Linked DNA regions of Homo sapiens: regions 2 and 3 are each linked to region 1. Evidence: chromatin loops called from intact Hi-C (ENCODE). Cell type or tissue: CD14-positive monocyte. All regions are shown on one strand.

Region 1 (8,000 bases):
TGCAGCCAGGAAGTGGTGGTGCTGGGACTCAAACCCAGGCATTCTTGCTCCAGAGCCATCACCTGACTTCTATCCATGATGCTGTACTTCTCCTCTGGCTGCCTCACTGGTAGCTGGCCAGGCTCCTAGCTCAGTGTAATTTATAATGCACTTTCTGCTTGTAATGATTGACTGCTGTTTCAGGAGATTACGGTGATGATAACTAAGGTAGACTTGTAGGTTGTAGGTCATTTGAGGGCTTAAATTCTTAGCATTTATTTAATCTCTGTCTTTTTCAATTGTAGAACAATTCCGTGTTGAACTATTGACTCCCTACCATGATTGGAAATCTCAGTTTTGTTTTGTTTCTAATTTTTTTTAATTCCAAGCAGGGCCTAGGACAGTGTGTGTCATAGAGCAGGTGTTTAGGAATGATTGTCTGGCTCATTACTTGAGACAAACACTCTCACACTCTGTTGGAATAAAGAATCCCACAGTCCTGGCGCTTGTTTTGCTGCTGTGCATGCAGGAGAGGCACGGGCCACTGGTCGTCTTCTGGGCTGGCAAAGCCATCTGACTTCATAGGAATATAGAGGTAGCAATTACAACTTTATTCCCTGGCAACAAATTATCAGGATGACTGTTAAGAAGGGCCTGCTCTTCGAAGTTAAAGTTTACTTTCACAGGACATAATCTCTAAAGCGCAGTTATCTTTATATAAATAACATGCCCAAAGGCAGTGCCTGGTTTAATAACAAAATAAAACTGTTTTCCCATAAGTCTCCACACTGAATAAGTGAGTAAAACAGATACTTTTGAGGTTCCCACTTTATTATGCTGACAAAGGAGCACTTCTCTGCAGCACAGAGATAGAACATTTTTCCCTTGTCCTGAGAGGCGGCCCAAAGGCTAGAGCAGATGTGACTCTTCTGAGGCAGTGCACCAGAACCCGAGGGATGGGCAGGGCCTGAAAGCTGCCCGCTCTGACCGGGTGCCTCTGGCTAGGAATTGTCCATCTCCGAGTCTAGGAGTGCCCCCACTAATCCCACCCGCCAGGTTTGCCACCAGAGCTGTTTAATAGTCCGGGGAGTGTACAGTGATATCTGTGAGGACCAGGGCCCCCATCTTCTTGGAGAACCACCCACAGGGGCCTCACAGGCGTTCTGGAGCTTCCCCACATTGGCAGCCACCTTGCTTGGCTTGCCCAGATCGGTTTTGGAAGGTATTATTCCTCCAAATACCACGAAGCCCTCTGCATCTGAAATCTGTTTCACACAGATGGAGACTGCCACTTGTGAGAGCTGATACGGAGCTTAACTGAATGTGGTTTGCCTCATTGGACTGTTGGGTGAAGCCCCCATGAGCATGTTTGCATGATCAGTGGAAGGCTTAAATGTCTACACGAAGCATTTGCTGGCACCCTGGAATAAGCAGTTCTTTTTTTTTTTTTTGAGATGGAGTCTCACTCTGTTGCTCAGGCTGGAGTGTGGTGGTGCGATCTCAGCTCACTGTAAGCTCTGCCTCCTGGGTTCATGCCATTCTCCTGCCTCAGCCTCCTGAGCAGCTGGGACCACAGGCACCTGCCACCACGCCTGGCTAATTTTTTGTATTTTTAGTAGAGGCAGGGTTTCATCATGTCAGCCAGGATGGTCTCAATCTCCTGACCTCGTGATCTGCCCGCCTCGGCCTCCCAAAATGCTGGGATTATAGGTGTGAGCCACCGCGCCCGCCCAACAAGCAGTTCTTATAAGCATAAGCATTGCTTTTGACCACTGTTAAGTCTGGGCAGCAGCATGTTTGTGCTAAGCCTCATTTTATCTCCTCTGGCGCACATCCGGATATTTCCTAGCAAACACACAGGTAACAAAAGGTCATGGATTACAGACTTGCCCAGTCTTGATACCTAGAGATGGATTCCCTGGTTGGTGGCAGCAGAAAGGGGGAAAGTTCACCTCCCAGCTGTGGTCACTATCACTGGGCAATGGCTAATCACTGCTCTTCTGCCCTGATGTTCAGGACCCCTTCTGTTCTCAACTATTTTTGTCTTTTAAGCCTTCAGATACTCTTAAATGAGATAACAACAGCAGCCACGGCAGTGGCCTGCTTCTTGCTACATCCTAGTAGCGTTTATCAGTGTGTCAGAATCATACTTGGAGAGGAGGGTTATTGCTAAAATGAGGATTCCTAGGCCCCACCCTCAACCTATTGAAACCGAAACTCAGGAGTCTGCATTTTAACAAACCCAAGTGGTTATTTAGTATATTCTAGTGGTTGAAATGAACTGAAAATCTTAATTTAGATCAGAAATTTTATCTAGTCCTTCCCTAGAATGAATTAATTTTTAAGATTTGTTAACCCAGTTTAACAAAATAATTCTTCTCTGTTCCCCTTTCTAGGTGAAGCAGACTGTGGTGAATTTAGCAACACTTATGAAGTTTCTTAAAGTGGCTCATACACACTTAAAAGGCTTAATGTTTCTCTGGAAAGCGTCCCAGAATATTAGCCAGTTTTCTGTCACATGCTGGTTTGTTTGCTTGCTTGTTTACTTGCTTGTTTACCAATAGAGTTGACCTGTTATTGGATTTCCTGGAAGATGTGGTAGCTACTTTTTTCCTATTTTGAAGCCATTTTCGTAGAGAAATATCCTTCACTATAATCAAATAAGTTTTGTCCCATCAATTCCAAAGATGTTTCCAGTGGTGCTCTTGAAGAGGAATGAGTACCAGTTTTAAATTGCCCATTGGCATTTGAAGGTAGTTGAGTATGTGTTCTTTATTCCTAGAAGCCACTGTGCTTGGTAGAGTGCATCACTCACCACAGCTGCCTCCTGAGCTGCCTGAGCCTGGTGCAAAAGGATTGGCCCCCATTATGGTGCTTCTGAATAAATCTTGCCAAGATAGACAAACAATGATGAAACTCAGATGGAGCTTCCTACTCACGTTGATTTATGTCTCACAATCCTGGGTATTGTTAATTCAACATAGGGTGAAACTATTTCTGATAAAGAACTTTTGAAAAACTTTTTATACTCTAAAGTGATACTCAGAACAAAAGAAAGTCATAAAACTCCTGAATTTAATTTCCCCACCTAAGTCGAAACAGTATTATCAAAACACATGTGCACACAGATTATTTTTTGGCTCCAAAACTGGATTGCAAAAGAAAGAGGAGAAGAATATTTTGTGTGTTCCTGGTATTCTTTTATAAGTAAAGTTTACCCAGGCATGGACCAGCTTCAGCCAGGGACAAAATCCCCTCCCAAACCACTCTCCACAGCTTTTTAAAAATACTTCTACTCTTAACAATTACCTAAGGCTTCCTCAACTGCCCCAAATCTCTTAATAGCTTCTAGTGCTGCTACAATCTAAGTCAGGTCACCAGAGGGAAGAGAACATGGCATTAAAAGAATCACATCTTCAGAAGAGAAGACACTAATATTATTACCCATATACATGATTTCAGAAGATGACATAAGATTCCTCTTAAAGAGGAAATGTCAGGAATCAAGCCACTGAATCCTTAAAGAGAAAAGTTGAATATGAGTCATTGTGTCTGAAAACTGCAAAGTGAACTTAACTGAGATCCAGCAAACAGGTTCTGTTTAAGAAAAATAATTTATACTAAATTTAGTAAAATGGACTTCTTATTCAAAGCATCAATAATTAAAAGAATTATTTTAATGAAATGTGTTGGATTCGTTTTCTTAAACATAGACATTAATATTTATTACACTTTGTTTTATTGTCTACTGTCGAAATAGCATGTTCCTAAATCAGTCACTGGCTGTTTCAAAACTTGAAGTGAATAATACCACTCTTTCTAATTGGCAAAAAGCTCATTGTGTCCTAAAATTCTGGGCATGGCCAGATCTAGCCTTTGTCACAGGTTCTGCCTCAGGGATTTGGTTGCCAGTGTACCTTGTGATAGAATTAGGTTGAGGGCAGCTATTTGGTTTTCTCCCTTTACCCACTTAGTGAGTTTTTTCTCCAGCATTTGGAACCACATAAATACATATCGACATTCAGGTAAGATCTAGTTATCATACAGAGTAAAGTCAACCAGTGTTTCACAGCAGGCAGATTCTTTTATAATTGAATGTGCCAGAATATGTCACTGTTAATATTCCAGTTAGCCACTAGGGGGCACTGGACTACTCTTTGTGCAAGTTTGGGTTTCTTACACAGCCAAATCAAGCCCCTAGGAATAATGCTCTGGGTTAGGAGCTGGAGTAAATGCAGCTCAGCAGGGGCAAGAGGAGAAGCAGAGGCCTGATTTGCTGCTGCTGCTGCTGCTGCTGCTGCTGCTGCTGCTAGGTTTTCCTGGGTTTATCATTCCCTCCACACCATGTGCTTCTACATCAGGCTTCTGGTCTCCTTGCACCCCACCTGCTGCAGAAGGAGAACAGATCCCTGGGCTCAAACAGCTAGGAGATGAGTATCTTAGACTGGGGTGGGGAGGGGGAGTCAGCCTTGGTGCAGAGAGCAGGACAGGCCCTGATAGAGAAAGATAAAAGTGTAAAGAGGGGCCGGGCGCGGTGGCTCACACCTGTAATCCCAGCACCTTGGGAGGCTGAGGCAGGTGGATCACGAGATTAGGAGATCGAGACCATCCTGGCTAACACGGTGAAACCCCATCTCTACTAAAAATACAAAAAATTAGCCGGGCGTGGTGGCAGGCGCCTATAGTCCCAGCTACTCGGAAGGCTGAGGCAGGAGAATGGCGTGAACCCGGGAGGCGGAGCTTGCAGTGAGCTGAGACCGCGCCACTGCACTCCAGCCTGGGCGATGGAGCGAGACTCCGTCTCAAAAAAAAAAAAAAAAAAAAAAAAAAAAGTGGAAAGAGGGAGTAGCTCAGGATCCTGAAGCTACAGAGTCCAGACAGCTGCGTTTGGCAGATGCTATCTTGACCATCCTTCTGCACTCAGCTGGTCAAGGCCATTTGTCTTTACCAACCATGGCCAATAATCATAGTTTATTCTGTGTTCTAGTCCAGGTTCAAAGTCCTTGACAGGTATGTGGGGGAGTGGAGAAAAATCTTTATGAAATGTGACGAAGTTCAATGAAATAAATGCATCAGATATTCTGAGGAGGTTGCTAGTGTGATGTTCCCTTCTTAGTAGTATTTAGACTGAAGATCACAAAGTAATTGAAAAGGAGACTACTTTCTTTTAAGGGAGCATGTTTTTCAGTTTTAGTACTGAGGAAATAATGCTCTAATTTGTGTAATGCTGGTTGGTCAGTGTTTCCTAGGGGAATTCCAAACTGTCACTTCAAAACCAAGTGTTCTATAAATATTATTAGAGAAGATAATTATAATTTAATTATAATTCCTTTTGGAATTAAGGGGGGTACAAATCAGTAAAATGTAAATTTTTCAGTTTTTTCTTTAAGATTTATTGTAAGACATTTGTATAGGAAATGTGGAGAATAAAAAGTTTGACATTTATAACCTCACCAACCAGCATGGTTGCTAATATTTTGGGTGTGTTTTCTTGGGAGTGATGTTTAAACATAGTCAAGATCTTGCTGTTTAATGAATGTGTATCATGCTTCTTTCACTTTATCATAAACAACCGTGTTCCTAGAAGCCATTCACGAGGATGGCTGAGAATGGCTGCAGAATATTTCATCAGATCAATATAAGCAGGCCACCAAATAATGGTCTGCATTGGGACTCTGTTGCTAGTGACAAGAAACCTAAGTCAAAGTTGTTTAAACAAAAAGAGTTCATTGATCTTATATTATTCAGAACTTGGCTTTCATTTCCTGGCTCCTCTTTCTGCCGTGTTAGTTTTCATTGCAGCCAGCAATCTTACCACCAAGAGGATGTGTCCTTCCTAGCTGGGCCCTAGCCATTCCCGAATAATCACTGTGTCTGGGAATGGGGTGCCCTCTTTGGCCGAACTTGAGTAGTGTGGCTTCTCCTGGAGTTGCGGGTTCACTCAGCACCATCAGAATCACAGAGACTGGGAGAATGTAGAAGGGGGACTCCTGCAATGAAAAGAGTGCTTATGCGAACTGAAGGAACACTGAGCAGGCAAAAACCAAAGGCTATTAGCATTTTCTCCAGTTTTTGCATATTTAGGTTACTTTCAGTTTTTTCCTCTTAGAAAAGTCTTACACATAAAATATTTTCTACATTTCTGTTTATTTCCTTAGATTCCCAGCAGTGGAATTTCCAAGCCAAAAGCTTTTGGTACATGTTATAAATTGCTTTTAAGAATGTGTATCAATTATAATGTCCAGTGTTTGCTTTAAAACATTCTAGCAAAGAAAAAAGTATAGGGGATTAGATGAGGAGAAACTGGCAAAATGGTAACAGTTGAAGCTAGGTGAGGTGCCTGGAGATTCATTTTGCTATTATTCTCTTTTGTGTATGTCTGAAAATTACAAAGATTTCTAAATTGAATTGAAAAAAAATAAAGAATTGAGGATCTAGAGAGGTTAAGTGACTTTCCCAAGCCCACCCAGTTCTGGTCTCCAGGCTTTAAATCCTGGCCATTTCTTCTACTCCACACTAAATTGGCATGTGGTCATATTGTCTGAGACACAGATTATGCCAGCGTAAGGCTTCCTGACTCTTCTTCACCCCGCAACACACCAAGGCAGGAATGCAGAGCTAATCTATGTTTGTGGGTGGGGAGGGGGCATGAGTAGTGGGTGCTAGGGAGCTAGATAACAAGTTTGGCTTGGTGATTCAGGAGTTCAATAGAGATTTCTTGAAAGGATGTTTTCAGTAAAATTTTGGAAAATACATAATAATGGGGGAGGGGAGAGAATTTATATCAATGAACAGCCCTGCAAGCAGTGTATGAAAGTGCTTACTCTGCGATGGGTTAAAATAGTGTGTTATTTTAATTGGCAATTCTTAAGGTTACTAATAACATTGAACATTAAAATTTATTTTGGTTTATTTTTCCTCATTGAAAACTGTCAATTTATATTCTTTGTCCACTTATGTTTGGGGGATCATTTTAAAAAATTGATCTTGCTGAATTCTGTATATTCAGTCTATGAAATCATTTAGTTAGTAAATTTGTTGCTAATACTCAGTTTTCCTTTTAAGTTATTTTGTTTAAAACCTATAGATTTTCCATTTCTATAGAAGAAATTAACATAATATTTTTCCCTTGACTTCTTTAAGTTTAATTTCCTTTAAACTTGGTATGTTTGTTTCCTTTGAGAAATTTGATAAATGTCAATTCAGATTTTCAAATTGTTATGTTTAATTTTTATACTTTTTAATCCTTTAGAATGCATTTTGTGTATAATATTCTTCACTTTTTTGGATGACAAACCCAAATTATGCTTAGCTTTTGTAGTCTAGATGTGAACCCAAATCTAAGCATAGCTTTCTCAGAAGTGAGGATGTAAGTGAGTTAGGGCCATCGGCCTAGCCTGCTGGACAGTCTGTCTGAGAGACACTCTGTATCCCTTAGCTTGAACTTGAGGGATTGGAATTGGCAAAGAAGCATGGTTCTGATAATATTCTCATAACCTTTGGAGGTTGTCTAACACACACACACACACTCCTTAGCTAGATTCTCAAGTCCCACCACAATAAAACTTCAGCTGGCTCTCCCAACATTATCTGCCATTCCTCAGTGTATCCTATGCCATGACCAGCCAATCTGATCTGGTTATACCCCAAACTTTTCCCTTTGGACTTTTCCACATGCTCCTCCCTTAGCCAGGCATCTCCTACCTCCTCATCTCCCTCACTTTTCAGGAGTAGGTAGTCCTTTGAAGGCCGAGTCTGCATCTGATATATTTATCACTGTAGCCCCAAAACACCAAGTGTCAATATTCCATTACGTGGAGTAACCCCTCAATGAAATTTTAACAAACGTTTTGCTTACAGACTTTGTACTTTAGTGAATATAGTGGAAGATGGAGGTTGGACCTCCAACTTGCTGTGTGACTTAGAATGAAGTGATTTGTTTCAGTGAAGGCACATTTAATCCCAAGCACTTGGCAAATCTCAAGGAGACTTTGCTTGGCACCCCAGACATCAGCCTCCAT
Region 2 (8,000 bases), 260 kb after region 1:
TATTCCCTCTGGAACATATGGTTTTTTTTGAGATGGAGTCTCGCTCTGAGGCCCAGGCTGGAGTGCAGTGGTGCAATCTCAGCTCACCGCAATCTCCGCCTCCAGGGTTCAAGCAATTCTCCTACCTCAGCCTCCCAAGTAGTTGGGATTACAGGTGTGAGCCACCATGCACGGCCCCCTCTGGAACATTTAAGCTGCAGTTCCCTCTACCAAGAATCACATTTTTCCTCTGTTCTAAGTCATAACTCTTCTCACCTTTAAAATATTACTCAAGCTCATATAACTAAATTATCAAGAATTTCTATATTTATCTGGATTGCGAGGGTAGGTCACACATTATTCTCTTAACTCTGTTACATGTTCTGTCATGGGGGGACACAACATCAATAAGAAAAATGATCTTTTTCATAAACTTACTTTTGATAACTTGTAACAGCTCTTGTCTGCATCACAGGGCAGAGGTCAGTTGCATTACATTATAAAACAAAAGACTGAATTTCTTTATCCATGTTAATTAAACCTTTTTTATTCACGTTTGCTATATCTCATCAGTTAACAACATTTGTTACATACCACTACCCATGATTCTGCATATTCTACACATAATGTGTGTTCATTTAACATTATCAGGCGTATGCTGTAAGCACTGTGTACCATTATAATCAGGGGGGAATAGAAGGAAATGGAAGAACATGGAGACACCAATCCTGTTCCAATAGCATTTGAATATCTTTAAGCTGTGTAATTATGTATTCCCCTTAATTTACCTAACTAATTACAATCAAATGAAAAAATATCTTTCAGATGATCATTTTATTTGCAAAGTGTTTTACTTAAAGAATCATACTCAAAGACACAAATATGTACCCATGTGAAATAGGTCTTGAAAACCAAATTTAAAATAAATTCTATTAAAATAGAATTTTATTAAATTCTATTAAAATAGAAAAACAAATGAAGGGGATAGCCAATTAAAGTTTGCAAAATGTCTGGCGTATTGTAAGCACTGAAACGCTTGCTGAAAAGTGAGCTAAGTCAACGTATCTTTTTTTAGAAGACTTGTCAGGACAGGTAAAAATAAAGTTCCCAGACAATCTGAACAGATTCAATTCCACAGCTCAGGAATTAGCTGATTTTACCTGACCTTTAGTTCCTAAACTGTGTCGAATGATAAATGTAACATTATCTTCATCGTTGAAGCCTAATCAGATTATGCTGAGCCCTAAAATTTCCTGAAGCAAAATTTATGGACAAATGACAAATACCCTAGATCTAGAGAAAGGACAAACTCAAGTCATTTAACCATTATCTATGAAATCCCTACCATGTGCCAGGTGCTGGAGATACAGCAGTGAGTAAAGCAGACAAGGTCCCATCCCTCTTGGGAGTTTTCAGTCTCAGAGATACATAATAACAAATTATGATAAATGCTATAAGCAAAAGAACAGAATCTTACAAGACCATATATCAATAATCACTTTTTCTATAGAAACAGTCTTTGTGTTGAGACGTGAAGAATGAAATGGAAATTGACTAAGCAGAGAAGTAAAAGGTCAGAGCATGGTACCTGTGAGAATCTGAACAAAAGTCTCAGTGGCTCAAGTGCAGAGGGTTTGAAAAATAAGAGGGGAGGTGGAGAAGTAGGCCTGGGGAATGTTAGTCTTTATCCTAAGAGTAGCAGGAAATAATGCTATGGAGGAGAATGACATGACTGGATTTGTGTTTTCATAGGATACAGTACCCTAGCTTCAGTGTACAGAACAAATTTAACAAGGATATGGAGGGCTACTATTGTGCTGCAAGGGGGAGATAATCCTACTCAGACTAAGACAGCAGAGAATATGGATTTGAAAATTATTAAAGGATGTCAAATAGACAGGCCTTAGTACAGTAAGAATTTGGGAAGTGAGGGAGAGGGGGTATTAGGAATTACTCCTAAGTCTTTAACTTGGAAAACTGGAATAAAAAAGGTGATGCTATTCACTGACATGTGGGACACCAGAGGATGGCATGCGGCATCAGCGAGTAGTAACTGAGGCCATTGGGATAGATATAATTGCTGGGTCGTAGAATGAAAAGAAATGGAAGCCTAGGACTGAGCTTTCACAAAATCTGACATCTCTGGACAACAAAGGTGGCTGGGGTGAGGTGGCTCATGCCTGTAATCCGAGGCTTTGGAAGGCTGAGGTAGGATCGTTTGAGGTCAGGAGTTCAAGACTGGCCTAGGCAATTTTTTTTTTTTTTTTTTAATTAGCCAGGTATGGTTGACACGTAAAAATGGAGTTAGTTCCCAGACATTCTGAACAGATTCAATTCCAGCTCAGGAACTGGCTGGTTTTACCTGATCTTTAGTTCCTAAACTGTGTCAAATGAACACAGTTACTTAGGAGGCCAAGGCAGGTAGATCACTTAAGCCCAGGAGTGTGAGGTTGCAGTGAGCTATGATTGCGCCACTGCACTCCAGCCTAGGCAGCAGAGCAAGATCCCAACTCTTAAAAAACAAAAAACAAAACAAAACAAAAAACCCAAAGTAGACAAAGCAGGAGTTACCAGAGACATGAGAAGAGAACCGAGAAAGCACGACCTCACAGCTTTCAGGGAAAAAAAGGTTTCACAAAGAGTTGGTGGTTGAGAGTGTCAAACACCACTGAGAGGTCAAATAAGAACAGGTCTGAAAGAATGCTTATTAGATTTCATGACCTGAAGGTCACTGATGATCTTAAGAATACTTCCCAGAATAGTGAACTATTCCATGGCTTAGACTGGCAGTAGAATGCAACAAGAGCACATTCTACTCACTCATTAAACTCCTTTCTTGTTTTCTTTTTTTCTGCCCATCCTTTCTTGCTCTGCACTCTCTCCTGACTTCAATATGGCTTCCTTTCTCATCTTTTTTGTTCTATCTACTCATTTCTTTCTTCTCCATACTTATTGATTTTCTCCTTTGCCTTTCCCACCCTTATTTGATGACAATATGGAACTGAAAATACTTCATTTTTTATTGAATACTTCCATTCTTCCTGTTCTTAATTTTAACACTTTATAATTCAGAATGGTTGAGGATGGTGCTGGTGGCAAAATTTAATTGCTTTTACTTATATGAAAGCTTCAGAATAACTTATCTCAAAGAGTGGGTCAATGGTTTGAACAGGAAATAACGTCCTAAAAAATCAAACTCTTCTTCTATAAGAATATAGTCCCCTCTTATCTGTGGGGGGCACATTCCAAGACCCCCAACTGAAACTGGGGCTAGTATTGAACCCTATATAACACTATGTTTTTCCTATATATATATACCTATGATTAAGTTTAATTTATAAATTAGGCATAGTAAGATTAACAATAAGAATAATAAAATAGAAGTTATAATAATATGTCAGCATCACTACTCTTGCACCTTGGGACCACTATAAGTAAAATAAGTGTTACCTGAACATAGCACTGCAATACAATGATCAGCCAATCTGATAACATAGGCCGCTACTGAATGACTGACAGGCAGGTAGTGTATACAGCATGGGATATACTGAACAAAGGAAAGATTCACGTCCTCGGCAGAACAGAGTGGGATGCCGTGAGATTTCATCTCACTACTCAGAACAGCATGCAACTTAAAACTTATAAATTATGTCTTGGATTTTCCGTTTAATATTTTTGGACAGCAGTTGACTGTGGGAAGCTGAAACCACAGAAAAAGAAACAGCAGATAAAGGGGGACTACTGTTGTCTTCTAGTATAAGCTAAATATTTTGTTCTTAGATCGCTAACTGCTGGATATAATGTGGCACAAACCACCATCTCTGTTATAAAATCTTAAGTTATTAAATAAGACTCATCTAAAGTACTTTTTCTTGAATATTTCCAGGGCACAAGATATTCTTATACAGAAACCTCAGAATGGAAAATAGCTAAGACATAAGCAGTGTTTCACAGAACCATCCATCAGTCTTTTTTAGGATGTAGCAGTCTTCCATGTATCACTTAACCAATCATTATTCTTACCCCATCTTTTTGGGCAGGGGGTGGTAGAATTTAAAATTTACCATTACTAAGACAGGGTGATAGTAAGCATAGAATTTTGGGATGTCTTTTTTTTCCTTGCCCTAAACCTTCAGAGTTCTGCCAGGTGATTCAAATGTTAAGATCCCATAATCTCGCCTGTGTGCTCAAGCGAACACTAACACTTTAAAAAGTGGGAATGAAAAATCTGAACTGTTGAATTAGACACAGTATTTGGCCCCATCTTCAATTTCAGAAAGAACAAGTAGAGATATCAGGGCCATTGCGGCCTTCTGTAGTCATACTGAAGAATGATGTACATTTAAAGTTTTAATACAGTTTTTAAATAAGCCAAAAAAAAAAAGTCTTCTGTAAGAAAACACTATTGTTCTCATCATAGTTCTATTATCAATAATTATTACAGCCGGGCACAGTGGCTCACACCTGTAATCCCAACACTTTGGGAGGGCAAGGTGGGGGGATCACTTGACCCAGGAGTTCAAGATCACTCTGGGCAACATACTGGGACTCCATCACTACAAAGAAAACAAAAACCAAATCCAGGCATGATGGTGCAAGCCTGTAGTCTCAGCTACTGGGGGAAGGCTGAGGTGGAAGGACTGCTTGAGCCTGGGAGCTCAAAGGTGCCGTGAGCTGTGATCGTGCACTCCAACCTGGAGTGAGAGCCTGTCTCAAAAAAAAAAAAAAAAAAAAATACATTTATTTGACTAAGTAAGATTAGCAGCCCCAGAGTTCATCAGTTGCAATTCATTCACTGCAAATCTCAGGACTAAAAGTAGTATGTTTCAGAAGAGTATCTTTCTAAAAGACAACAAAAAAGGTGGAAAACAAGAAGGAGCTGTAAAGGAAAATGAGAGGGTTGTCATTATTTTTAGATGGAAATGCTGTCATTAATGAAAGGCAACAAGCATTTTCGCAAGAACTGGATTTACAAGAAAGCGTAACTTTACTATAATTCATGGTTTGTCCAGAAAACTGAATATATGAACAAATGACAACCAAACTATTTTAACTCCCAACCCTTTCGGAAACACAGTGAGTCTACAAAGAAGTAAGTCTACTAATCAGCAAAGACTGAATTTTAACTGTGTTAAAATTCAGAGTAATTTTGGTCTATATTTACTAGGGCAAAATATAGACCCAATACATAGCAAAATTCATCTAAAAACAAGGACAATAAAATAACAGAAATAGGTAACTACCTATTTAAAATGAAACCTTCCTCATAGACCCACATGTTCTATAGAAATTTGTCAGAAATAGTAAATTCCAGGCAATACTCAAAAGACCTAGAAGGAAAGAAGAGGAAAGGAAGATATTAGATAAAGGAATTATCTGAAATAACCAAGTGAATTTCTGTTACTAGTTTTATAGTCAGATTCTTCATAGTTTCATTCTCTACTCAGGCCTATTAAAATAAAACCCCTTAAACTTTACCTAAAGCAACAGGGTGAGAAGCAACAGATTAAAAGCAAAACATTACATGCTAGAGATTAGAGCTTTAATAATTAAGGGAAAGGAGGGGTACGTAACTAATAAAAGTAGTCAAAAAGTTCTGCATAGAGTAACCTTCTTAATGTGAGCAAAGAAACACACAAAAAGAAAATCTCAACCTTATTACTCTTCAACTATTATAAGGAATAAGAAAACCTAGTTGGGGAAAATCGTATTTTTAGTTAGTAACTGGTGGTCATTCAGAATAAATCAAGAGTTTGCTCTACAATTACTACCCTTGTTTTTTCACATAGAGATTAAACATGAACAGTATGCTCCTGGTTCAGGCTCAATTATTCAGGAAGAAAATAAAACACATTTATTTTAAACTATGGCTTTTATATCTTTGTCAAACTCTAATTTCTTTCACTCTTACATTTTGAAATCCCTTATTTTTCTATCTTAAGCAATATGAAGCTGATGAGAGGGGAAAGACCACAAGTTCAAGTTCTTGTCCATACACTACTCATAACGTGGTTATCCTAGCTTTTCATACAGAAGCCTATGAGAGCTCCCAGTTACTTTCCCAACAACTGCCACACTTCTGCCAGACATAATAGGCAAGGCATAAAAGGTACTGGCCTGAGGCCAAGAGAAAGAAAATTCTTTGTGGCTAAAAGGGGCCCAGATACGTCTCAGGCTGCTGCTCCAGATGGGGCAAGTTGTAAGCCTTGGCAGCTTCCACGTGGTGGTAAGCCTGCGGGTGCACAGAGGGCAAGAGTTGAGGCTTGGGAGCTCCTGCCTAGATTTCAGAGGATGTATGGAAACTCCAGGCAGGACTCTGCTGCAGGAGCAGAGGCCTCATGCAAAACCTCTACGAGGGCAGTGTAGAGGGGAGTGGGGTTGGAGCCCCCACACACAGTCGCCACAGAGGCAGTGCCTACTGGAGCTGTGACAAGAGGGCCACCGTCCTCCAGACCCCAGAATGGTAGATCTACTGACGGCTTGTTCTGTGTACCTGGAAAAGCCACATGCACTCAACGACAGCCTGTAAAGACAGCCGAGGGGCTGTACCCTGTAGAGCCACAGGGGCAGAGATGCCTCAGGACCTGGGAGACCACCCCTTGCATCAGTGCTGCCCGGATATGAGACATAGAGTCAAAGATTATTTTGGAGCTTTAAGATTTAATGACTGCCCTGCTGGGTTTCGGACTTGCACAGGGCCTGTAGCCCCTGTCTTTTGGTTGATTTCTCCCTTTTGGAATGGGTGTGTTTACTCAATGCCTGTACCCGTGTTGTTATCTTGGAAGTAACTAACTTGTTTTTGATTTCACAGGCTCATAAGTGGAAGAGACTTGCCTTGTCTCAGATAAGACTTTGGATTGTGGACTTTTGAGTTAATGCTGAAATAAGATTCTGGGGGACTACTGAGAAGGGATGACTGTATTTTGCAATGTGAGAAGGACATGAGAGATTGGGGAGGGGCCAGGGCAGAATGATACGGTTTGGATTTGTGTCCCCACCCAAATCTCATGTCAAATTGTAATCCTCGATGTTGGATGAGGGGCCTGGAAGGAGGTGACTAGATCATGGGGGTAGTCTTCCCCCTTGCTGTTCTTGTAATAGTGAGTTCTCACAAGATCTGGTTGTTTAAAAGTGTGTAGCCCCTCCTACTTCTCTCTCTTCCTCCTGCTCTGGTCATAAAAGACCTGCTTGCTTCCCCTTCAGTTTCTGCCATGATTCTAAGTTTCTTGAGGCCTTCCCCCACCACGCTTGTACAGCCTGTGGAACTGTGAGCCAATTAAACCTCTTTTCTTTATAAATTACCCAGTCTCAGGAAGTTCTTTACAGCAATGCAAGAACTGACTAATACAGTTCTGAATATGGTTTTTTTTTTTTTTTGAAATCCTAATGTGTGGGAACATACTTACAAAACCAGAGTAAGAACATTCCCAGCCAAAAAAGGGGGCATTGTCAAAAAAAAAAAAAAAAGGTAATATTTACTATTTTGACATTTTTCAGAATGAAAACCATTCACCAAAAAAAGCATTTATTCCTGATAAGCAAATATAAGAATACAGAAAATGAATTTATTAATGGCAAGTATTCCTAGTCTTACAAAAAACTGTATACTGTTCATTCTAACATACTGCGGACATTCTTTTATTTCTGTGGACAGCAAACCTGTCGTGTAAAAAGTCAGAAAGTAAACATTTTAGTGTTTATGGGACACATGGTCTCTGCCACAACTATTCAACTCTGCTGTTGCAGCATAAAAGCAGCTATAGATATTACAGAGACAATGCATAAACAAATGGGTATGGTTATATCCCAATAAAAGTTTATGAATATTGATGTTTCAATTTCATATAATTATAATGTCATGAAATATTATGCTTTTTATTTTCCCCCACAAAAAAATGTAGAAATCATTCTTAGCTCAAGGGCCATACAAAAACAGAAAACACGAATTTGACCTGAGGACCATTGTTTGCCTATTCCTACATTATTTCCAATGTTTGTGGAAATAAAAATTTATAAATGTC
Region 3 (8,000 bases), 99 kb after region 1:
GAAACCAGATTCTGTAAGGATAGGTGCGTCTCCCCCAGGGTGCACTCTGGGGCTCCAGAATCTTCCTGTTAGTGGTCAGTACCATGAGACTTCCTGAATTCAGGGCTTTTTTTTTAATGAAGATGACAAAAGGCTACAAAGGGATGGCGAGGCTCACTGTCACTAATTAGACTCACAACACTTAGATACAATGACCCGTATGCCTAGATACTCTGTGATCATCTTTGGCTGCCCCCAGCCTCCTCTGAGCATCTCACATGGCCTATTCCTGGGATCTTGCTACAGGGCAGGAAGGTTCCAACTTATCGTGCATGGGCTTAAAGTAGAAATCATGGCAGTAACAATAGGTGGCAAAATGGAACACATACCCTTATGGGGTCCTTCACCCCATAAGAATTATTTTATTTTATCCTCACCCCATAAGAAGTATCATATTTGGCCAGGCACGGTGGCTCATGCCTGTAATCCGAGCACTTTGGGAGGCCGAGGCGGGCAGATCACTTGAGGTCAGGAGTTTGAGACCAGCCTGACCAACATGGCAAAACCCCATCTCTACTAAAATTACAAAAATTAGCAGGGCATCGTGGTGTGCACCTGTAATCCCAGCCACTTGGGAGGCTGAGGCAGGAGAATCACTTGAACCTGGGAGGCAGAGGTTGCAGTGAGCTGAGGTCATGCCATTGCACTCCAGCCTGGGCAACAGAGTGAGACTCCACTTAAAAAAAAAAAAAAGTATCGTATTTAACCCTCACCACCATCTAATGAGACAGGTAGTGTTGTTATCCCCATTTTACAGATGAGAAAACGAAGGCTTAGAGAAGTTCCATAATACACAGTTCAGAAGTACAGTGTATAAGAAGGACCAAAGCTTTAATTTTATTGCATCTGTTTGACAGAAATTTACATTTGTTGTAGGGTATGGCTGCATCTCTACAGAAGGCAGGGCTTCCCTCTCACATGCTGTGGCCCCTGTAATGATGCAGGTCTGAATCTCAATCCATTCATGGCCATGCAGTGAAGTCCCCATGCCCAGGTTCCACTCCAGGCCACTTAAGTCAGAGCCTCAGGGGAGAGGGCGGTGGATTGAGAGTCTGTGTGAGAATGCTCTATTAGTCTCTGGGGCTCCTTTCAGATGCTGAGGTTCTCCTGGGTGCTGTACTCTTGGGTAGGGATCAGGAACATTAAATAAAACAGCTTCTCCACTTTTACAGAAAAGTAGCTACCATGTAATACCCTGAAACCTCCTAGGAAGCAGCTGCTGGTCCCTTTGGGATGGAATTGGTAGAAATACGAAGAAGCCACAGGAGCGCGCACAGGGAAGAAGCCAGGACCAAGTAGAGAGTGGCGATGCGGTGCCTTTGAGCTGGCATCCTGCAAAACTGTCTGTTGTCCAGGGAAGCTCCTACACCTTGTGTGCGGCCTCAAGAGCTAAGACTTAAGCCCCATGAGGGCAGGGACTCAGAAGACTCGACCCAAATATCAGACATCATTGTCTTTTGATTCTCATCACAACCCTTAAGGTAGATATGATTACCCTCCATTTAATAGATGAGGTAACTGAGGCCCAGAGAGGGAAGTGACTTGTCCAAAACCACACAGCTAGTAAGTGGCAAGAGAAGTACTCGAACCCACCTGCACGCAATCCAGAGTTCATTCCATTTCAATAGTTCCCGGCACAGAGCAGATGCCCAATGAATATTTAATTAATTGCGTAACTGAATCAGGTCCTGCATCCCTGCATGGAGCTTTCTGGGCCATGACTGTCTTCCTCAGGCCCATCTCTCCCAGCACAGGTATAGTGGGACCGAGGAGAGGAGGGTCCTACACAGGGAATTATGTTGGGGTTAATATCCTCTCCTCCACCCAACCACACACAGCACACTTGTCATCAGTCATAAAACTATGCAGAAAGAAAGGAAGAAGGAAGGAGGGAAGGAAGAAAGGAAGGAAACTTGTTCATATTATTTATCTCAGGGACATGCCCAATCCCCCTGCCCCTTTGTGTTGTGCTGAGTCTGCACAACACAAAGAAATATTTCTTATTTGTGCTAAATTTACTGTCCAGTAATTTTTCTGTTCTAATTTTCTGTGACAAGCAGCTGAGTGATTTTCTCCTGGATTTTCTTCTGAGTCTCAACCAGTCCCATAAATCGCCACGGTTATCTCCTCTGCAGTCCTCACAGCAAAAAGTCACCCCAGCTTTGGTGGCCTTCATGGGGGCTGGCTTGTCCCCCAGAGGCCTTTAGATCGTCCCTAGGTCAGTGAGGACTTCCAGCAATACCTTGGGGCCAGAGGGCAGGCACACCTGGGGCTGGGCCCAGCATCTTCCTCATCACTGAAGTTCAGCCCTGAAAAATTCCATGATATCGAGTGATTGTCTACCCTGTGCCCTGCACTCTGATGCTGGGGCTGGAGGAAGAGGCAATAATGAAGATGCAGCCATTGGTCTCAGGTGCTGACAGCCTAGATGGAGGGGCATCTGAGTCCTGAGGAGTTGGGTTTGTAGAGCGCTTTGGGGGATATAGGCTCTTGAACCGACATCCTCTCACTTTTTCCTCAGGGGCTCAGGTGGTGGGACAGTCTGATTTCAACAGGTGTTGAGTGGAGGGGTAGAACGCAAGCCTAGAAAAAGATCTAGCTCAGCAGGCCAGGGGGTAGAAAAATATGGGTGTTCAAGGAAGAATGGGGGGAAAAGACAAGAGCAGAGGGACAGGGTGGCACAAAGCTGTGGTCTTTTCAGGCCTGGACTGGTTATGGCAGAGCCCTAACATGGCTGGACAAAGAGCTTGGACTCTCGTCCGAGTGGCTGGGTCATCAATGGTCTCTGGGCAGGGTCTGTGGGAGGTTTGTAGAGATCAGCTGCCTGGGGGCAAGAGGGGTCCTGAATTAGGGTTGGAGTCAAAAGCCAGGGGACAGAGGGATTCAGGGTGGTGGGGGTGGGGACACTGGCGGCTGCCTTTGAATCATCTGCTTCCATAGTTCGTCAGGGAGGCCAAAACGTTGCTGGCATGGAGGGGTAGGCAGGGCTGGCCCAGGGGCAGGAAGGGGGCGAGAACTGCTAGGGATCAGTCCTGGGCTGCCTGTGACCGTGTGCTCTGAACCCGAATACTCGGTGCCTCAGTGTCCGAGTGTGGGTGGCAGGAGGATCTGACGATGATTACATTTAAGGCAGTGTCTGAAGAAATGTTAGTTTTCACCCTGTTCAACAGAAGAGGCAGCTGACAGAGCATACATAACCTGCCCCAAATCACACAGCCAGAAAGAATGACAGCACTCCCACATATGGCCTCCACTCCCTCTGCCCTCATCTGGGTCCAAAGGCCACCAGAGGGCGCCCAGGCCTTGGGAGACAGACACTAGCGGGGCTGGCCTGGGACCTCTGCTCTAGTTACCAGGCAGGGGTGGAGTGAGATGGGTACCACACCCTGTTTTACAGGTTGAGTTGCTGCACGTTTACCTAGTAGGAAGTATGGTCAGACTAAAATCTGAGTCTCCTCATTCACAGTGCAATGATGTTCCAAATAAAAACACTAACTTTTTAAATTTTTTTTTGAGACGGAGCCTCACTCTGTGTGCCAGGCTGAAGTGCAGTGGCGTGATCTCGGCTCACTGCAACCTCTGCCTCCCAGGTTCCAGCGATTCTCCTGCCTCAGCCTCCAGAGTGGCTGTGATCAAAGCTGCCAGCCACCACGCCCAGCTAATTTTCGTATTTTTAGTAGAGATGGGGTTTCACCACGTTGGCCAGGCTGGACTTGAACTCCTGACCTCAAGTGATACACCCATGTCAGCCTCCCAAAGTGCTGGGATTACAGGCGTGAGCCACCGCCCCCAGCCCAAAAATGCAAACTTTTATTTAACCAGAGTATTTAGTGTATCTGCATTCTTCAGCCCATTGTACTCCAATGGCAGTGCCAACTAAACGTGCATTAACTACAGCTTGACAAAGGTTAATATGGCACTAGGAGTTAGGGGCCCCTGGGAAATTTGCAGTGGGAGAAGCTAACACAGAAGGGATCTTTGAGCTGCATTTTGTAGGATGCATCAAATGTTACCAAATAGTAGGGTTTCAGGGAGAGAAATGGAGGGAACATGAAGAGGGAACAGAGAGTGCAAGGCACAGGGCAAATAGTCTGGAAGAGCAAGGCGTGTCCTGGGAATGGGGTGTGTGTAGTGGGAGGAGGGGAGACAGAGAAGGCTGAGGCCATGGAGCTGGGACTAGGGGACAGGGAGATGCTGGGCCTAGGTGGGGAGGGGCACCAAAGGTACCTCTGTCTGTTGGCCATGAAACCCTTCAGGGAACAGGGAAGGGAAGCCGAGCACCAGATCCCACTGTCCTAGGCGGGAGAGTGCTTGGCACTGAGGAGGCAGGGAGTTGGGGGAGAGTTAACCCAGATTCTCCCTGTCCTAGTTAACTGTCAGATATTGAAATGATCTCATTTGACCATCATTTGACCTATTGTCTCCCTGTGGGTAGGCCTCAGAGCCACACACCTCAGGCCAGGAGTACCATTCATCCAGACGTGAACATCTTCCCGAGGCTTCCAGAGTTCTTGGTTCACACCGGGGCTAACATGGCTGGGCTTCTGCTGCAGTGGCAGGAGCTCTGTGCACAGAGAACAGCCTCATCTGCTCGCCTTGTTTCCACCTCCCCTCCCATTGCCCCAGGTTCTTTGGCCCCACAGCGGCCACATCTGCCGTTGGTGCCAATAGGTTTTCCAGGAGCTGGTTGAGGTGGGAGGGAGGGAGAGGGTTGTGATCAGGCTGAGGCATGGGGATTGGATATAGTCTCCGTGTCATGATTTATTTGGTCAGTCAGTCCTAGTGCCACCCTGGGGTAATGGGGATGTGTTCTCGTCACCTTGGGCCTGGCTGACCAGCTTTATCTCTTGGCACAGAGGCACAGAGCTTTGGCCTGCTGGATCCCAAACTCTGCTACCTGCTGGATGGAATCCTCTTCATCTATGGTGTCATTCTCACTGCCTTGTTCCTGAGAGTGAAGGTGGGTACCACTGGGCTTTGGGAGGAGGGCACGGGGTCCCCCACTTGATGGATGTTCAGAGGGGCCTTGGTCTTGGAAGGTCTCAAGCTCGGGTGGTGCCTGGGGCTTGGTATCCAGGAGCAAAGCAAGGACCAGCCAAGTGTGTGCCTTGAGTGGGCTGAGGAGGAGGTGGCAGTGTCTGGCTGAGATGGACAGGGTAGGAGGGAGAGCCTGGTGCTAGGCACCTCCATGACAAGCCGTACAAATGTGTGCACATCAGAGTGTCCCAGGGAAGGCGATGCTACTGGTGACAAAGGGGCTTACACTCAGGCAGAGGTCCTTCTTTCCAAGTGTGAATGAAGGCCATGTTAGCCTTTCTCTTGAAAAGGCCCTTTCCTCATCTGTAACTGGGGAGCTGACCAGAGCGTGGGTTTTTCACTTGGTGCCTTGCAGACCCTGGATTTCTTCGTGGGGCTGGTCATGGTGTGGGCAGAGATTGGAAGAATTTAGGAGTAAAGGGGAGAATCCAGTCCCAGTCATCACTTCAGTGCTTCTCAACCCATTTCTTGTTTGAATTTTGGACTTTGGCATAATATTTTATTTGAAAAACCAAATCTTACTGAGTTTCTTGTTTTAAGTTTGAAAATGCTGCCCTAGATGATTTCTAAGGTTGTTTCCAATGCTCTAGATCTGTAAGACATTGCAGTTTCTCCCGCCTGAAGCGGCATGAAGTGAAGCAGGAGTGAGGCTGTGTCAGCTTCCCACAGATGCTCAGGACACTAAGCGAACGCGAGGCTTCCTGGGCACCGGGGCAGCCGGGCGATGGCTGAGGGCTGGGCGAGTGATGCACGTACAGTACACTGCTCCGGGGGTCAAGATAGGAGGCGGGATCTTGACCAGCCGCCATCCACCCTGGATTGTCCTCAGAGTCCCCGGAGGAAGGGATCCTAGAGAATACTCATGTCCCCGGGGGCGCAGACCAAGAACCTTATACCTCTGCGCACGCGCGAGGGCGCTAGCCCGGGAAGAATAAACTCCAGCGGGTCCTGGGCCAGCGTGATGAATGCACGTGTCACAGGCGGGAGGAAAAAGGACAACTGGGCTCAGAAAAAGGGGCTGCCACGCCCCGGCCCCTGCAAGGGCTCAGCCCCAGGAGGCAGGGCAGCATTGTTAGTTGCCAAGGAGCGGAGTAGGGCTGTCCCTCGGGTCGCCGCGCGCCCTGGCACCCCGGCTCCCCTGCGCGCCCTCGCGGAGCAGTAACGCGCTTTGCTTTCTGTGTTGCAGTTCAGCAGGAGCGCAGACGCCCCCGCGTACCAGCAGGGCCAGAACCAGCTCTATAACGTAAGTCAGCCTCGCCGTAGACCCTCCGGAAAGGAAGGGCAGCCTCCTCCTCGGACCTAGGGAACGCGCCCGCCAGAGTCTTGGGTTTAGGTTTGGTCCCTAGCTATCACCTCTGCGACCCGGCTGCAACTTGTTTAACCTCAGTTTTCTAACCCACAAAACAGGTGTAGTAATTGTACCTGTCTCAAAGGGCGCCATAAAGATTACATGCTTTAATGTCTTGATGCATGGAACGAGCTTAGTCTAGTGCCTGCCACTAGTGAGCCCCCAAGCCATCAGCAATTTGCAAAGGCTAGAGGGGGGTGGAGAAGGAATGTATTAGAATCTTCCCAGAGGAGGGGAAAGCGATTTCACACTCCCTGTGCAATGGGACTGTGGTGAAATTGACTACCACCTCTGAGCCCCCACTTCTCTATTTGCTCATGAGAATGTTGATCCTTATCCCGTTGGACTGATCAGCCTATAGTACTTGGTGACCTTTGGGGATCCCATCCACTGTCATGTTAAGGCGTGTTCTCTGAGATGTCCTCTGGGATGATGGTCTCCAGATGGACCAGTTACCATCCCCTCCCCAGCCCCTGCCCCTCTTTTTATGAGCCACCCCAGAGAGGGAAACCACACTCCCCAGTCCAGCTGGCTCCATCCTTCTGAGGTTCCTCCGTCCTGTGTCTGACACTTTCTTATCTGTTATAGGAGCTCAATCTAGGACGAAGAGAGGAGTACGATGTTTTGGACAAGAGACGTGGCCGGGACCCTGAGATGGGGGGAAAGCCGGTAGGGGTTCCTCTACCTTCCTGTGTGTTCCTGCATGTGTGGTGGGGCTCAGCCCAGGCTGTGGGGGAGGGCTCCTCAGCTCACTCTGCAACCAGACTCGACCCTCACATGTGTGGGCCCAGGACAAGAGAAGAGATGGAGACCCACTTGCTGCCGCACCCTCTTCCTTCCTCCTTGGCTCCATTCTGCATCTCAAGGGGCCTCACCCCCGGACGTGGCACCCCACTGCTCATGTCTAAGCTCTACCCACTTCCCCTCAAACTGCTCCTTGGCCATCCTGAGATGCACATACGGTGACGCCATCTGCCCCAAGAGGACAGACCTGGTGAAGAGGTCCATACAGGAAGGGCCCAAGACCCCTGGATAACCCACATATGGTCGGGGTATGGTCCCTGGGGGGTTTGACCTCTTGGCTTTGTAGACACTATACCTGTGGGTATACCTGTGGGTAGGGGAGCAGCTGGATGACACCACAGTAGGGTAGGGTCCTCTTTGTTTTTTCCCCTTCATTCTGATTTCCTTCCTTCCTTCCTTCCTTCCTTCCTTCCTCTGTCTTTATTTATTTTATATTGACAAATTATAGTTCTACATATTTATGGGGTACAAAGTATTGTTATGATTTTTGAATATAATATGAAATGATTAAATTAAGCTAATTAACATATTTATCACTTCAAATCTTTAACTTTTTTGTGATGAGAACATTAGCAACTTACTCTTAGAGATATTAAAATGTATAGTACTCACATATTAACTATATTCAGCATGTTGTGCTGTTGATCTAAAAATAAATTACTCTTCCTATCTAATTGAGGCTTTGTACCCTGTGACTATCATCTCCCCATTCCCCCCATTCCCCAGCCTCTGGTAAACATCATGCTACCTGTCCATGCTTCAGTGAGTTAAA

Evidence for each region. Peaks named below come from ENCODE experiments on the same cell type or tissue, not always from the same donor. Only the 100,000 strongest peaks of a DNase experiment are listed, where the experiment ranks them.
Region 2: it touches region 1 in a loop (3-fold over the local background); 80 of 110 quality-filtered maps call a loop at or near these places.
Region 3: a loop joins it to region 1, with 2.3 times the contacts of the local background. A loop is called at or near these places in 64 of 110 quality-filtered maps.

Annotation. Positions count from the first base shown.
Region 1 is chr1:167,536,677-167,544,676 of GRCh38, reverse strand. CREG1 (cellular repressor of E1A stimulated genes 1) reads left to right here. Exons shown (of 4, transcript NM_003851.3): 4 at 2,376-3,664. The coding sequence ends at 2,379. Among named protein-coding and RNA genes, the nearest start is that of CREG1, 13 kb to the left of the region's middle. RefSeq lists an enhancer at 4,175-4,675. In CD14-positive monocyte, CTCF peaks have their summits at 3,919 and 4,118 (motif pointing right); DNase peaks (open chromatin) are centred at 3,496 and 4,126; H3K4me3 peaks cover 1,156 bases; H3K27ac peaks cover 4,267 bases.
Region 2 is chr1:167,271,747-167,279,746 of GRCh38, reverse strand. All of the region lies in intron 1 of POU2F1 (POU class 2 homeobox 1), which reads right to left. LOC124900412 (a long non-coding RNA gene) reads right to left here. Exons shown (of 2, transcript XR_007066718.1): 2 at 1-8,000. Among named protein-coding and RNA genes, the nearest start is that of POU2F1, 55 kb to the right of the region's middle. In CD14-positive monocyte, no CTCF peak of the experiment used is centred here; no DNase peak of the experiment used is centred here; H3K27ac peaks cover 396 bases.
Region 3 is chr1:167,437,663-167,445,662 of GRCh38, reverse strand. CD247 (CD247 molecule) reads left to right here. Exons shown (of 8, transcript NM_198053.3): 2 at 4,896-4,999; 3 at 6,263-6,319; 4 at 7,013-7,093. Among named protein-coding and RNA genes, the nearest start is that of CD247, 77 kb to the left of the region's middle. RefSeq lists a silencer at 6,120-6,249. In CD14-positive monocyte, CTCF peaks have their summits at 3,126, 3,328 (motif pointing right) and 5,981; a DNase peak (open chromatin) is centred at 3,342; H3K4me3 peaks cover 1,027 bases; H3K27me3 peaks cover 1,515 bases.